Regions from separate parts of the Homo sapiens genome. Here region 2 is linked to region 1. Evidence: chromatin loops called from intact Hi-C (ENCODE). Cell type or tissue: gastrocnemius medialis. All regions are shown on one strand.

Region 1 (8,000 bases):
GGCTCACTACAACCTCCGCCTCCTGGGTTCAAGCAATTCTCCTGCCTCAGCCTCCCAAGTAGCTGGGATTACAGGTGCCCGTGACAAAGCCTGGCTAATTTTTGTATTTTTAGTAGAGATGGGGTTTCACCATGTTGGCCAGGCTAGTCTCGAACTCCTGACCTCAGGTGATCTGCCTGCCTCTGCCTCTCAAAGTGCTGGGATTACAGGCATGAGCCACAGTGCCCAGCCTAATGCCAGCTTTATTTTTTACTTATTTATTTTTTCTTGAGATAGAGTCTTGCTCTGTCACCCAGGCTAGAGTGCAGTGATCTTGGCTCACTGCAACCTCTGCCTCCCAGGTTTAAGTGATTCTCCTGCCTCAGCCTCCCAAGTAGTTGGGATTACAGGTGTGTGCCACCACACCTGGCTAATTTTTCTATTTTTGGTAGAGACGGGGTTTCACCATGCTGGCCAGGCTGGTCTCAAACTCCTGACCTCAAGTGATCTGCCTGCCTCGGCCTCCCAAAGTGCTGGGATTACAGGCATGAGACACCACGCCTGGCCTTTCATGTTTATCTCTTGATCATATGCTAAACAAGGGGCAGATTATTCATTAGTTTACTGGGAAAGGGGTGGAGATTTCCCAAAACTAAAGGTTCATCTTCCTTTCAGACCATAGAGGGTAACTTCTAGACATTGCTATGGCATTTGTAAACTGTCATGGTGCCGGTAGGAGTGTCTTTTAGCATGCTAATGCATTCTAATGAGCATATAATGAGCAGTGAGGATGACTAGGGGTCACTCTCGTCGCCATCTTGGTTTCGATGGGTTTTGGCTGGCTTCTTTATCGCAGCCTGTTTTATCAGTAAGGTCTTTGTGACCTGTATCTTGTGCCGACCACCTATCTCATTCTGTGACTAAGAATGCCTAACCTTCTGGGAATGCAGCCCAGCAGGTCTCAGCCTCATTTTACCCAGCTGCCATTTAAGATGGAGTCGCTCTGGTTCCAGTGCCTCTGACTTACCCACTCTGAATCATGCTGAACTTCCATGAAATGTGGGTCTGCCAGAATTCTTTACTCATAAGGCACTGCAAAAACTATATATAAATGGGAGGCAATGGATGATGGACATGCATATTATGAGTATCTTCTCTTCCCATGTGCATTCTCCATTGTCCCAACAGACTTCATTTACAAAACACGAGTTCAAAGATAAGAATTTCTTTCAAAGGTAAGAATTTCAAGATGGCAACATCACAATATTAAACCAAGTGCAGGGCCCTTCTGAGTGCCAGGCCCCATGCAACTGCTTAGGCAGCACGTCCAGGAAGCTGGCCCTGCATGGGAAATTGCGCTCTTGTGAAGGGCTTCAGGTTCCTTTCATTTCCCCTGGAGAGTCAAAGAAGCATCGGAGATAAAAGAAAAAGTTAGAGTTTTCTGGCTATGTTGTCATATTCTTCTGAAATGATCCTAACTCTTCAGGGTAGAAACAGACATCTACCTTCCCAGTCTGGAGCTGGGAATGCTGAAGGAAACGATTGGTAAGAGGAAAGGGAGGCCTGTTTACTTCCATTTCTCTCTAACTTCAGGGGAGCAGGACACCGGCTTATTGACTGAGAGTTTCTGGAAATATTTGCAAGTCAGTATAGGCCCTCAGCCCACAGGAAACCCAGAATTGACGATAAAGCCTGTCATAGTAAGGGGGTGCTGAAGGAGAACAGATGCCAGAGGGACAGCAAGACCTCATCTTCCATTCACCATTAGAGGGTGGGTGCTTCTAGAGGGAAGGAGGGAACTTAGCAAACCTCTGTATTTTGTACTAAACAGTATCCTGAATGAAGACACAATCAATATAATGTAGGTTTGGGTAATTAATTCATTTTATTTAACTAATTAAGGAATCAAAATGGGTTAGTTATCTTTGTTTGTTTGAGGCAGAGTCTTGCTATCACCCAGGCTGGAATGCAGAGGCAAGAATATGGCTCACTGCAGCCTCAACCTCTTGGGCTCAAGTGATCCTCCCACCTCAGCCTCCCGAGTAGCTGGAACTACAGGCAGGCACCACCATGTCTAGCTAATTTTTGTATTTTTTGTAGAGATGGGTTTTACCATGTTGCCCAGGCTGGTCTTGAACCCCTGGGCTGAAGTCATCTGCCTGCCGTGGCCTCCCACAGAGCTGGGATTATAGGCGTGAGCCACTGTACCTGGCCTTGGTTATCTTTATATCTACTTTTTCATCCTATCCTAATCTTGAAAAAATTTCCTCATATTTAGCATCATCGAGTGTATGAGATAAGACAATTAGTCAACATTTCCTGGCAACTAATGTGAGAAAACAAAACCATAAATGGAAAGAAAAAAATTAACATTCAATAAAAAATTTTTCATTGATTCATTTGCAAAAATTTCTTAAAACAAGAAATAAACAGAAAAGTTACGTATCTAAATATGAGACAATCTACAGTGCATTAATCATTCTTGATTTGGGAGAGTATGTAAGTGTGACTGGCTGATTGAGGTATCCAGCTTGTTGGTGTGTAAACAAGCAAGAGCTGCCTTAAGGCCCAGTGTGGTGGCTCACGCCTGTAATTCCAGCACTTTGGGAGGCCACAGCAGGTGGATCACCTGAGGTCAGAAGTTCGAGACCAGCCTAACCAACATGGTGAAACCCCATCTCTACTAAAAATACAAAATTACCATGGTAGCAGGCGCCTGTAATCTCAGCTACTTGGGAGGCGAAGGCAGGAGAATTGCTTGAACTTGGGAGGTGGAGGTTGCAGTGAGCCAAGATCATGCCATTGCACTCCAGCCTGGGTGACAAGACCAAAGCTCCATCTCAAAAAATAAAAAAGAGCTGGCTTAGTTTATTCCAGGACCTGCCCCCAACTGATACGTTGTCCCTCCCACCCTTACTGGGTGACAGATGTCTTCATAACTTCTAATTTAGATCTCATAACTTTTCATCCCCTCTTAGTTATGAGAATTCTGTCATGCCAATGTTTAAGATTTTGTTCAGTCCATTTAAGCTTCATTCTCACATATGATACAAACTTCTCCTTACTTGACTATGGGATTGTCCTTTCGATGCGCTTGCTGCTGCCCTGGCTAACCCTGCATGGTCATCAGTACCAGACTGTCATGGTTCCCTCTGTGTGGCATGAATTTAAATGCTGGCCACTTGGTGGAGTGATGGTCTGTTTTCACTCACGACACTTCTGACACCAGATGTGTGGATTTTCTCCCCCCAACAGCTGACCAATTTTCCAGCTTTCTGGACACCAGTTGGGTGCCCTGCAATTCAATTCTTACACTAACCTGTCTCTCCTTATCTACAATAGATTGACTTATTTAACCCAAATATACATATAAAGTCGTTTTAGAATTGCTAAGCCATGCCTCTGTGAGATACAAATTTACCAACCAGAGTGCAGTTTTTGTATACAGTTCTTTGTGTCCTTATCTACAGTTATAAGTCAAAACATTGTTTTCCAACTTTGTCAGTTCTTTTTTCCCCATCCCTTTCAGTGAGTTGATATCATACATTTATAATACAATTAGATTCATTTGCCACAATTTGCATACCATCCTGGGTTCCCTTGACAGTCTGTTCATTTTTAAAAAATTTGCATACAATAAAAGCCCCTTTGTCTAGTGTACAGTTTTTTTTTTTTTTTTTTTTTTTTGAGACAGAGTCTTTCTCTGTTGCCCAGGCTGGAATGCAGTCCGCCTTCCTGGTTCAAGTGATTCTCCTGCCTCAGCCTCCTAGTAGCTGGGACTACAGGCGCACACCACCATGCCAAGCTAATTTTTGTAGTTTTACAAATATGAGAGACAGGGTTTACAAATTACAAATTAGAGACAGGTTTACAAATGTTAGAGACAGTAGAGACAGGGTTTCACCATGTTGTCCAGGACAGTCTTGATCTCCTGACCTTGTGTTCCCCTGCCTCGGCCCCGCAAAGTGCTGGGATTACGGGTGTGAGCCACCGCGCCTGGCCATGTGTATAGTTCTTGTGTTTGCAAATGGATATTGTCATGTATCCACCACACAGTACCATACAGAACAGCTCCATCAGCCTATTCCCTTTGCAGCCCCTTTGTAGCAAACTTCCCTCCTTTTCTCAAACCTGACAACAACTGATCTGTTCTTCATCCCTATAGTTTTGCCTTTTCCAGAATGTCATATAAATAGAATCGCCCAACATGTAGACTTTTAGGCCTAGCTTCTTTCACTTAGCAAAATGGATTTAAGATATGTCTATATTATTGTGTGAACCAAGAGTTCATTTTTTACTGTTGAGTATGGATAAACTCAAGGAATGGATATCAACAGCTTATCCAATCACCTGTTGAAGGATATCTGGGTTATTTCTAGTTTTTGGTAATTATGAATGAAGCTGCTATAAACAGTCATGTGCGAGTTTTTGTGTGAACATAAGTTTTCAGTTCACTTGCGTCAATTTCTAGTAGTGAAATGGCTGGGCCATATGATAAGTTATGCTTATAAGAAACTGCTGAAAAGTTTTTCAAAGCTGCCCTGACGCTTTGCAATCCCATCAGCCACCAGTGAGAGTTCCTGTTCTTCTTCATCCTTACCTACATTTGGTTGCCCACACTTCTTTTTTGTTTGTTTTTTTTTTTGAGAGGGAGTCTCGCTCTGTCACCAGGCTGGAGTACAGTGGCACAATCTCGGCTTGCTGCAACCTCCACCTCCCGGGTTCAAGCGATTCTCCTGCTTCAGCCTCCTGAGTAGCTGGGATTACAGGGGCACACCACCACGCCTGGCTAATTTTTGTATTTTTAGTAAAGATGGGTCATGTTGGCCAGGCTGGTCTAGAACTCCTGGCACCAAGTGATCTGCCCTCCTCGGCCTACCAAAATGCTGGGATTACAGGCATGAGCCACTGCACCTGGCCTGCCTACACTCTTTAAAATGGAAATTGCCCACCCCACTCCACTCCAACTTCTTCCTTCCTTTTGACCTCTGACTGGATTATACAATAATCTATACTCTTGCTTTGCAGCCTGTTGGTATTAATGAAGGTAATAATCTTAGACTACTGTGCACTACTTTCCTGCTTTCTTCACAGTTCTAGGAAGCAGTTTCAGCAAACATTCTTAGGCTGGTACAGGAGATAACCACACTCTGCTTGAGAAGAATTCCCTTCTGGAATTCCCAAACCTCTGCTTTTGTGTGGCCTCTTAGTTCACTGCTCATCTCAGCCTCTTTTTAATCTAACCAGTGAATCCACTGAAGCACTAAGGTGATCACGGGTCTGCACTAGACTCTGCAGTAGTCAATCCTATGGGATAGACTACTCAATGTGGCTTTATGGCTGGGTACCTGGGTCTTCATTCATCAGGAAGGAGCTGAGTGCCAGGCCCCTGCTCAGAGTCCCTGCCTCCTAACTTGGCAGTTAGCACATTTTCATAGTCACTGGAGTCCTCATTTGACATCTCTTCTCTATGTTTCATCTGACTGTCCTCACTCTGTGTGAATGGCTGAAAGTCTGCATAATCCCCTGAAGCAAGGAATGTCCTTTTGACACATTGGACATGGGTCCCGGGATCATCTGTCTTGTCCTCGACATGACCTATGTTTGAGGATGGCACATCTTTCTCAGCCTGCTGCTGGCTTCCACTGGGATCTGCTGCTGGAACATTTTCATAGTCTCTGCAGCACTGAAAAGCCACCCAGAGCTGCCTTTCCTGGATGGCACTGAGATCCAACCCTGTCATGTTGACATAGTCATTTGAGATCTGAGAAGAACCTTCTCCATTGCTGAGTGAATCACTGTCCTCAGCTCCTGGAGAATACAAACTGGTGCAGTCACCAGCATCTCCACAGCCCTCATCTCTTTCCTCAGTAAACTCCAGCTTCTGGGTACTGGGAAGAACAAAGAGATTTCTGGAAGGGCTTTTGGTAGAAGCTAGAGTCTCAGCAATCTCTTCTGCTGTGGGGACATTGACATAATCATGCGAATCCTCTGAAGAAATGCTTGCGCAGTCTCTGGAAGCTCTGACATTGATGCAGTGTGCCGAGGGAGTGAGGTTCCCACACATCTGGGGGACCATGGCGTTGTCATAGATACCCACCGCGTACTCTGTGGCATGGATGTGGGCTGTATGCTCCTGGAAGGCATTGCCTGCTTGGGAGGGCTATGAAGAAGAAAAGGAAGCCAGTGGTCAGATGCAAGCAGAAATATGGACAAAGCCTTTCTTCTTGGAAAATACCACTGGCATATTCTGAAAAAAAAAAAAAAAAAAAAAAAAAAAAGAAGAGCAACAGTGCAAATGTGATGATAAATCACAACTAGTTTTTGGCCACAGTATGGGAATCAATTGGTGGGGGGGTGCGGGTGGGACGAAAATATTATCAACTGAAGAGCCCACTGAGAGGCAGTACAACATAGTGGCTAAAGGTGAGGCTTAGACTAAAGGTACAAATCCTAGCCTCACCACTTTGTGCCAAGTGAGTATGAGCACCTGACCTAATCTCTCGGTGTCTTCATTTCCTAATTTATAAAATGAAGATTATCATAATATTTACATCATAAGTTTGTTTTTATTTTTGTTTTTGAGAAGGAGTTTCGCTCTCGTCGCCCAAGCTGGAGTGCAGTAGAGCAATCTCAGCTCACTGCAATCTCTGCCTCCCGTGTTCAATCGATTCTCCCGCCTCAACCTCCTGAGTAGCTGGGATTACAGGTGCCTCCTACCACTGCCCGACTAATATTTTGTATTTTTAGTAGTGACAGTGTATGTTCTGTTACCGGGCAGCAGACACACAAACCTGTTGGTCCTATAACAACCTCATTTGATCAAACACTTTCTATATCAGCTACAGTGCTGAATGACTTAACAGATATTTCTGCTCCTGAGGGTAATTGAAATAATTGACATAAGCCCTGCAAGTAATATCCAAAGCAGGTTTTTAAGTGTGTTTTGAGCACCAATGGCATTGTTGGAATATTTGCATACCCTCCTGAGGTGATCACTTTGAAAGGAGCAACATTCATTTGAATAAACATGTTGTCATGTCTTTGTTAAAACAATCAATTGGCAGGGTATGGTGGCTCACACCTGTAATCTCAGCACTTTGGGAGGCCAAGGCGGGCAGATTGCTTGAGCTCAGGTGTTTGAGACCAGCCTGGGCAATATGGTGAAACCCCATCTCTACACAAAATATGAAAGTTAGCCAGGCGTGGTGGTGTGTGCCTGTGGTCCCAGCTACTTGGGGGGATGAGGTGGGAGGATTGCTTGAGCCCAGGAAGCAGAGGTTGGAGTGAGCAAAAAAAGAAAAAAAAAAAATGCTGGGCACGGTGGCTCATGCCTGTAATCTCAGCACTTTGGGAGGCCAAGGCGGGTGGATGAAAAGGTCAAGAGATTGAGACCATCCTGGCCAACATGGTGAAACCCCGTCTCTACTAAAAATACAAAAATTAGCTGGGCGTGGTGGCGCATGCCTGTAATCCCAGCTACTTGGGAGGCTGAGGCAGGTGAACTGCTTGAACCTGGGAAGCAGAAGTTGCAGTGAGCCGAGATCGCACCACTGCACTCCAGCCTGGGTGACAGAACAAGACTCCATCTCAAAAAAGAAAAAAGAAAAAAAAATATACCAATCAATTTTAGTTCTGACATTATGCACTTGAATATCTGTACCCTGGTGCCCTTTTTATAACTCCAAGCACTTGCCTCTGTCCTTAATTTTTCTTTTTGGGTATAGGAGATCCTGAGGCTAGTCTTCCCAATTTATTAATAGGACTGCAGGGCGAGTGCCAAAGGGCATGCTGTTTGTTTGCAGTGAAACCAGATCTAAGCCCTATAACTCTTTCCCCGCAGTTCTTCTGCCAGAGACATGTCATTCTCCCAAGAAGCTTGACTCTTACCACATGCTCCGGGCTCTCAGAATTTCTGGAGAGGAGGCTCTCAGTACTGAAAATGCGCATACTCCTCGACTCATGTCTCCCTGAAAGGACAGAGAACAAATCCTGAAGATAGCCAGTCCTCTGAGTGCTTC
Region 2 (8,000 bases), 110 kb after region 1:
CTTTAAAAGGTAGCACCCGAGCAAGAAGGACAAACATATCGAGGAGAAGAAAGAAAAAAAAGTTGGTGTAAGCGAAAAGATAGCTACCTCCAACACTAGTCTACTGAGTAACTGAGCAATTGTGAGAAGAGGAAAGAAGAAAAGAGCACAGGAAAAATAAGTATAGGCCACACTCCAGAACCTTACTCCAGACTGCCAGCGAATGCTGCCCATATCCACTCCCTAGAACCTACAGGGAACATTGCTCCTTTGCTAATGTACTTGTAGAAGGATTATCTAGGGTTGCTTTGTTTGAAACTTTCTCCTCTCAGTAGATCACGGGCTTCTGTCCCCCTTTGGAAAAAAGTGCTAGAGGCAGGGCACAATGATTCACACCTGTAATCCCTGCATTGTGGGAGGCTGAGGTGGGCAGATTGCTTGAATCCAGGAGTTCGAGACCAGCTGGAGCAACATGGTGAAACCCCATCTCTACAAAATATACAAAAATTAGCCAGGCATGGTGGTGCGCACCTATAGTCCCAGCTACTCTGGAGGCTGAGGTGGGAGGATCTCCTGAACCTGGGACGCAGAGGTTGCAGTGAGTGGAGATGGCACCACTGTACTCCAGCCTGGATGACAAAGTGAGACCCTATCTTAAAACGAAACAAAACAAAAGCAAAAAGGTGCTAGAGAGCTCACAATTGTGAGTACACAGCACTGAAATATTAACTTCCAAGATGGTCAAAGTGGCTTCTTAGGCCAGGTTGTCATGGTTTCCAAGACCACAAACAGAAGTTTGGTTCAAAAGAAGGGCAGGAAGGGAACTGCCTTTTTCTTCCTAAGGGAATAGTTTCAAGAGCCAAGATAAGAGGGGGATATGGCAAAAGGAAGAGAAGTTTCCATAACAGGGCAAAGAAAATGGACAGTCTTGAGAGTTCAATTTTTCCTGGTGAGCATAGGGAGAGAGGCCTCATTTGTAGGATTATAAGGCCCTATTCAGATGGTGAGATAAACCTAGGAGGTTAATAGGAAGAGGAGTCAGCTTTCTACTATGTTAAATGTCCACCCAACAAAACCTAGGAGGCACGAAGAACGGGGGCCAAAATTAAGCTACTTTGGGAAAGCGAAGGCCCTCCAAAGACTCTGAGTTTTGCCTGAAAGAGGGCAGATGAGATAATTATCCCCAGAAGTGATGTGTGGAGGTGCTGTTTCCAGAATTGAGGCCTGCCTTGCTGTCCACCTCCTGCAGGTCCCCTGGTCAGGACCCTTTCAACTCTCATTTCAAAGGAGCCAGATGGAGAACATTGTAAGAAACCAAAATGCTACCATTCCTCCCAGCAGGAGCTGTCAGCTGAGTGTGGCCACCTGGCCCAGGAATTCCCTTTCATACTCATGGGCAGTTCTCTGTGGCTTATGAGAATCCCCTTGGATGCTTCCTCCTGAGCTGGTGCCAGCTTGGAAAGGAGACAGAGTTGCTCACCGCTCTGCTCTACCCAGAAGCAGCAACTGTGGCACCACTGTAGGTTAATTACCACGTATGCTCCACCACCTTCTCAAAGCAGGTAGGCTGACCACAAGCTAGGAGGCAGGTCAGACCTGTCACAATTTTATCACCAGTAACAATACTAGCCAGTAAGTTCCTGGTCTTTTCAGGGAGCATGTCCTCTGCTTTTCCCACCAACTACATCAAACAAGAATCCCATAATCATAGCCACGTAGATGGAAAAGTCTAAACAAATCCCCTCATTTTACATTTAAGCATGTATTAGCAAAATATTGTGCTGAGCACTGGATAAAAAGGCTACACAATTTTTTTTTTTTTTTTTGAGATGGAGTCTAGCTCTGTCACCAGGCTGGAGTGCAGTGCTGTGAATCTCGGCTCACTGCAACCTCCGCCTCCCGGGTTCAAGTGATTCTCCTGCCTCAGCCTCCTGAGTACCTGGGACTACAGGCACGCACCACTGTGCCTGGCTAATTTTTGTATTTTTAGTAGAGACAGGGTTTCACCATATTGGCCAGGCTGGTCTTGAACTCCTGACCTCGTGATCCGCCCATCTTGGCCTCCCAAAGTGTTGGGATTACAGGCGTGAGCCACCGAGCCCGGCCAAGGCTACACAATCTTGACAGGAAAGCAGGACAGGGGCAGAGACACCTGAGGCAAAGAAATCTGTATTGGGTGTCAAAGGAAGGGCAGAAACATCTCCCACGCCTGCTAGCCTGTGCCTACCCAAAACCTCTAGGGTTTCCCCTGCTGCCAGCTTGTGGCCATCAAGCTGCTGCAGGAGAGAGCTCATCACAGCGTGGGCCTCCCACTAAGGGCTCACCCTGAGCAGAGGGGAACCTTCTCTTTTCAGAGCTGCTACATACAGTCAGGTAGCATGTGCCCTGAACATGGGCACCAGGTAAGGAGGTGGTTTGGGAGATGAAATCCACCCTAAGTTTTGCCAGATGGGCCTTGCTCCTGTGGGCTATATTCACCTTTCTAAAATCTTTAAAAGTACCTTAAGGGCCGGGTGCGGTGGCTCACGCCTGTAATCCCAGCACTTTGGGAGGCTGAGGTGGGCAGATCACGAGGTCAGGAGATTGAGACCACGGTGAAAGTCCATCTCTACTAAAAACACAAAAAATTAGCCAGGCGCGGTGGCAGGCGCCTGTAGTCCCAGCTACTCGGGAGGCTGAGGCAGGAGAATGGCGTGAACCCGGGAGGCGGAGCTTGCAGTGAGCCAAGATCGCGCCACTGCACTCCAGCCTGGGTGACAGAGCGAGACTCTGTCTCAAAAATAAAATAAAATAAAATAAAAGTACCTTAAGGACTAGCAGGTGCAGTTAACTGTCAACCTGGCATTCCCTTGGGTCACCAAATCCTGAAAAATATCTAAGGAAGAAAACCAGTAGTGAATCCAGTTTGACATGGGGATGCACCAGAGCCAGAGCTGAAGATGTCAAAGTGGCCAGCCCCGTGGGGCCCCTGCACCCGGGCCAGGCTCCTGCCCCTCACAGCTCACAGGCTCTCCCATGAAGTCCTTCCCAAGTAGCACCAGTGCCTCTCAGCCAAACCTCCTCCAAATCCATTCTCCCTGAGCCTTCATTTCCTCATCTAAAAAAATGGGGATCAAAAAGTCATCTACCCCATACCAAAGTTGAAAGGATTATTACTTTTTTCATGTGCAAAGGCCCTTGCCCTTGGATGAAGATCAAGTATCTTAAGAAGCCACTGAACAGTGGAGGCAAACTGCTCCTGCCCCTCTGTCAGAGCCTCCCCGTGCCTCTGGCCACCGTGTTCCTATACTTTCCAGTCCTGGATCTGGACCCTTGGCTCTGTGTACCAGGAGGACATTGGTACTCCCCATTCCCAGACTTCTCCAGAATCTCTAATTTTTGCAGCTATATCTGGGGAATCTATCTGTCTGAGGTTCCTTTTTAAGTGGTGTCAGCAAGACTAAGTAAAAAGACAGAAAGAGTTCATGAGAGTAAAGGAACTCTGTTAAGAACTCACATGTGGATAATGCTTCACAGTTTTCAAAGCACTCTGACATTTGATCTTTGCAACAATCTTTTAAGATAGACAGGACTGACAATATCATTCTTTGACAGATTTTAGAGCATATGGTCTTAAAGGTGAAGTGACTCACTCAGTTAAGGCCATGCAACCACAGGAAGAGCCTAGAAGAAGCTAAGGCATACTCCATACTACAAGGTCCTAAAAGAAATTGGAGAGAAGAGGCTGGGCACAGTGGCTCATGCCTGTAATCCCAGAGACTCAGGAGGCCGAGGCAGGAGGATCGCTTGAGGCCAGGAGTTTGAGACCAGCCTGGGCAATACAGTGAGACACCGTCTCTACAAAAAATAAAAAATTAGCTGGGTGTGGTAGCATGTGCCTGTAGTCCCCACTACTTAGGAGGCTGAGGAGGGAAGATTGCTTGAGCCCAGGAGTTTGAAGCTGCGGTAAGCTATGATCACACCACTGCACTCTAGCATGGTGACAGAGCAAGACCTTGCTTAAAAAAAAAAAAAGAGAGAGAGAGAGCAGCCTGTAGAAAATAGTGGGATAATTCTAGGCCCAACCCAGGACATTGGAGCTGGGGATTCCTGTCCTGATGAGCTCAGAGGATTAATATAGGTTCTCCTACTTCCTCTCAGAGGTAACAGTGAGACATGCTGAATGTATGTGTGATGTGTGTGTGTGTCATTCTTCTTGGCCATGGGTACCCTGAGAGTACAGTTTGTGGTCTAGATGGAGGCGGTACACCTCCTGGTGTGTTGTGGAGGTACAAAAGGGAGGAGAACAAAAAAGGGTGGAGGAAGATTAGAAAAAGAAAGGAAGAAGGCTCTTTCCCTTAGGGAATTCCCAGTCCGCAGAATTCTAAATAAAGAAGACAGGATACACCCATATTAAGAAGGCCTATGATTATAGTACAGCACATCCAGAAATATTGAAGTGCATCAGGACCAGGAAGGACAAAGACTGACAAGGGGAAGAAATGCAAAAAACAAAAGCAAACACAAACCCAAAAAATATAAACAGGAAACAAAATGTTGCTCTACAGTCTCTAGACCCTTTAAAGGCCTTCAGCATTGAAAGGAGGGAATCTCCAGGGTTAACAATAGGGTCTTTCCCTAGGAAGGCAAGCAAATGCAAGGTTCTGGCCCCAGATAATCACTTCTCTCTAGCTAGCACTTCTGGGTTCAGGTGATGTCATGCGCATTAAGTATTTGTCGAGAAAAGAGACCTCTGGAAGAGTAAAACCTCAGGACAGAGTTTATAAACAGCACACTCAATTCCACCTGCCTTCCACTATCTGGGAGAGTGACCCTCCTCAGTTTCCTGCTACAAGGAAAGAGTAGGCTATTCTCTTCATATTACTGCAAATTATGATATACCCAAAAAATGTGATTTAAAAAAGGAGGGCCTCCATGGGCAGATGAATGGACAAACAAGTGTGGCACATCCATACAATGGAATTATTATTCAAGGAAGGATGTTCTGACACATGCTGCCACACGGATGAACCTTGAAAACATTATGCTAAGTGAAATAAGCCAGTCACACACACACAAACAAATACAGTATAATTCTATTCATATGAAGTATGTAGAATAGGCAAATTCATAGAGACAGGAAGTAGAGTGGAGGTTACCACAGGCTGGATGGAGTGGGGAATGGGCATTATTGTTTAATGGGTACAGAGTTTCAGTTTGGGATGAAGGAGAAGTTCTAGACATGGATGATGGTGATGGGAAACCTACACTGGGAATGTAGTTAGTACCACTGAACGGTCTACTTAAAAATGGTTAAGATAAGCTGGGAGCGGTGGCTCATGCCTGTAATCCCAACACTTTGGGAGGCTGAGACGGGTGGATCATGAGGTCCGGAGATCGAGACCATCCTGGCTAACACGGTGAAACCCTGTCTCTACTAAAAATACAAAAAGAAATTAGTCGGGCGTGGTGGCAGGCACCTGCAGTCCCAGCTACTCGGGAGGCTGAGGCAGGAGAATGGTGTGAAACCCGGAGGCAGAGCTTGCAGTGAGATCGTGCCACTGCACCCCAGCCTGGGCAACTGAGTGAGACTCCATCTCAAAAAAAAAAAAAGGTGAAGATGGCAAATTTTATGTTCTGTATATTTTATCACAGTAAAATAAATAAATAAAAATAGGAGAAGGAAGAAGAGCAGATGGAAGAGTCATCCTGGTATAGACAGGTGAGAAGGGTGGAGAAGGGAAGAGCAGAGCTAAATTCCAGATGTGGACCAGCAGCTGCTGTCACCGAGAGTTCAGATCCATTGTGGTAATGGAGGTGGAGGCCAGTGGGGCACAGGTCAGTCACCACAGACACGCCCAGGGCTGGGAGCCCACACAGAGCCTGGCACAACATCAAAGAACTCAAGGGACCTGGCAAAGCTGAGTGACAAGGCAAAGGGGTGGAGAAACAGACTGGGCTTTCTGAATACCATGCAGCATGCTTGTGTGTGGTAGGAGACAATGGTGGGAGTGCATTGAGGGTGGTGGGCATAGGGTAGACAAATCACCTTTTCAAAGAGCAGGAGAAAGGCATCTGTGTTCATCCTCTCCTCTCCCAAAGTCACCCCATCATCAGCTCAGAGAACACAGGCACCTGGTTACAGCAGGTACAGCTAAGGCTTTCCTGACCCAAGATGGGGAACTAAGTCTCCAGGCTTTTTGATCACTCTGTATTAGTATCTCATTTGATCCTCTCAACAACCTTGGGAAATGGGTCGTATCACTCCCATTTTACAGAGGAGAAAACTGGCTAAATACTTTGTCTAGGCTCACACAGTAAGAAGCCAAGCCAGAATCCAAACCCGACTTTGGCAGAAGCCACACTTTTTTCATAATATTGCCTTTGAGGTGCTTTCCAGACATGAGAGCTCTCTTTCTCAGTGATCATTCACCTCTTAAAGTATGGTGCAGAGATTAAGAGCATAAGCTCTGTGGACAGACAGCCCAAATCCCAGATCACTACCCATTTGACCTTGGGAAAGTTTTTTTTTTTTTTAGACAAAGTTTCTCTCTTGTTGCTCTGGCTGGAGTGCAGTGGCGCGATCTCAGCTCACTGTAACCTCTGCTTCCTGGGTTCAAGCAATTCTCCTGCCTCGGCCTCCCAAATAGCTGGAACTAGAGGGCCACCCCACCATGCCCGGCTAATTTTTGTATTTTTAGTAGAGACAGGGTTTCACCATGTTGCCAAGCTGGTCTCGAACTCCTAACCTCAAGTGATCCGCCTGCCTCGGCCTCCCAAAGTGCTGGGACTACAGGCATGAGCCACCGTGCCCAGTCCCTGTGCTCTTCTTCTTATTTATTTATTTTTTTGAGACAGAGTCTCACCCTTGCTAGGCTGGAGTGCAGTGGTGCGATCTTGGCTCACTGCAACCTCCGTCTCCCAGGTTCAAGCAATTCTCCTGCCTCAGCCTCCCAAGTAGCTGGGATTACAGGTGCTCACACCATGCCCAGCTAATTTTTGTATTTTCAGCAGAGATGGGGTTTCACCATGTTGGCCAGGCTGGTCTCGATCTCTTGACCTCACGATCTGCCCACCTCGGTCTCCCAAAGTGCTGGAATTACAGGCGTGAGCCACTGTGCCCAGGCCTCCCCCCACCCCCCACCTCCGTTCTCTTCTTACTGCTCCCTAGGAGCCTATTCATCGGCTGTTACATTGAACTGGGACCTCATTTTTTATCTCCACCACCCCAAGTGATACATTCTCACCCCAATGGCGTGCATTCTCACGATCTTCCAACCTACTACCTTTTGTGATAGCTATTTTTATCCTCTTTCAACAACTGAAGGAACTGAGGCCTAAAGCTCTGCAGTTAACTTGTGGTGAAACTGGACCATAAACCCAGGTCCAAAAAACTCATGGTCTTGGCTGTTACATGATGTTTTGGCATTAGAGAGAAAAAATCTACCACATGGTAAAGGGAAAAGTAGCTTGGGTTGAATTTCAAATACTTGGATTGGAATCCAAGCTCTGTGACCTTGGACAAGTTTCTTTCTTTCTTTCTTTCTTTTTTTTTTTTTTTTTTTGAGATGGAGTCTTGCTCTGCCGCCCAGGCTGGAGTGCAGTGGCACAATCTTGGCTCACTGCAACCTCCAGCTCCCAGGTTCAAGCGATTCTCCTGCCTCAGCCTCCCGAGTAGCTGAGATTACAGGCACCTGCCACCACGCCCGGCTAATTTTTGTGTTTTTAGTAGAGACAGGATTTCACCATTTTGGCCAGGCTGATCTTGAACTCCTGATCTTGTGATCCACCTGCCTTGGCCTCCCAAAGTGCTGGAATTACAGGCGTGAGCCACCACACCCAGCTTTTTATATATTTTTTTTAGCAACAGGGTCTCACCCTGCCAACCAGGCTGGATGGAGCAATCTTCCCGCTTCAGCCTCCCCAGTAGCTAGAACTACAGGCTTCCCCCACATGCCTAGCTAATTTTTATTTTTATTTTTTGAGACAGGGTCTTGCTCTGTTACTCAGGCTGGAATGCAGTGGCATGATCAGAACTCACT

The links. Peaks named below come from ENCODE experiments on the same cell type or tissue, not always from the same donor. Only the 100,000 strongest peaks of a DNase experiment are listed, where the experiment ranks them.
Region 2: it touches region 1 in a loop (2.1-fold over the local background); 6 of 110 quality-filtered maps call a loop at or near these places.

The regions. Positions count from the first base shown.
Region 1 is chr1:203,772,017-203,780,016 of GRCh38, reverse strand. LAX1 (lymphocyte transmembrane adaptor 1) reads right to left here. Exons shown (of 5, transcript NM_017773.4): 4 at 7,870-7,949; 5 at 3,645-6,142. The coding sequence ends at 5,336. Among named protein-coding and RNA genes, the nearest start is that of LAX1, 11 kb to the right of the region's middle. RefSeq lists an enhancer at 6,699-7,274. In gastrocnemius medialis, a CTCF peak has its summit at 3,155; DNase peaks (open chromatin) are centred at 3,173 and 7,786; H3K4me3 peaks cover 511 bases; H3K27ac peaks cover 2,773 bases.
Region 2 is chr1:203,659,605-203,667,604 of GRCh38, reverse strand. The region is part of intron 1 of ATP2B4 (ATPase plasma membrane Ca2+ transporting 4); the gene reads right to left. Among named protein-coding and RNA genes, the nearest start is that of ATP2B4, 37 kb to the right of the region's middle. In gastrocnemius medialis, a CTCF peak has its summit at 4,225; DNase peaks (open chromatin) are centred at 4,094 and 5,844; H3K27ac peaks cover 3,013 bases.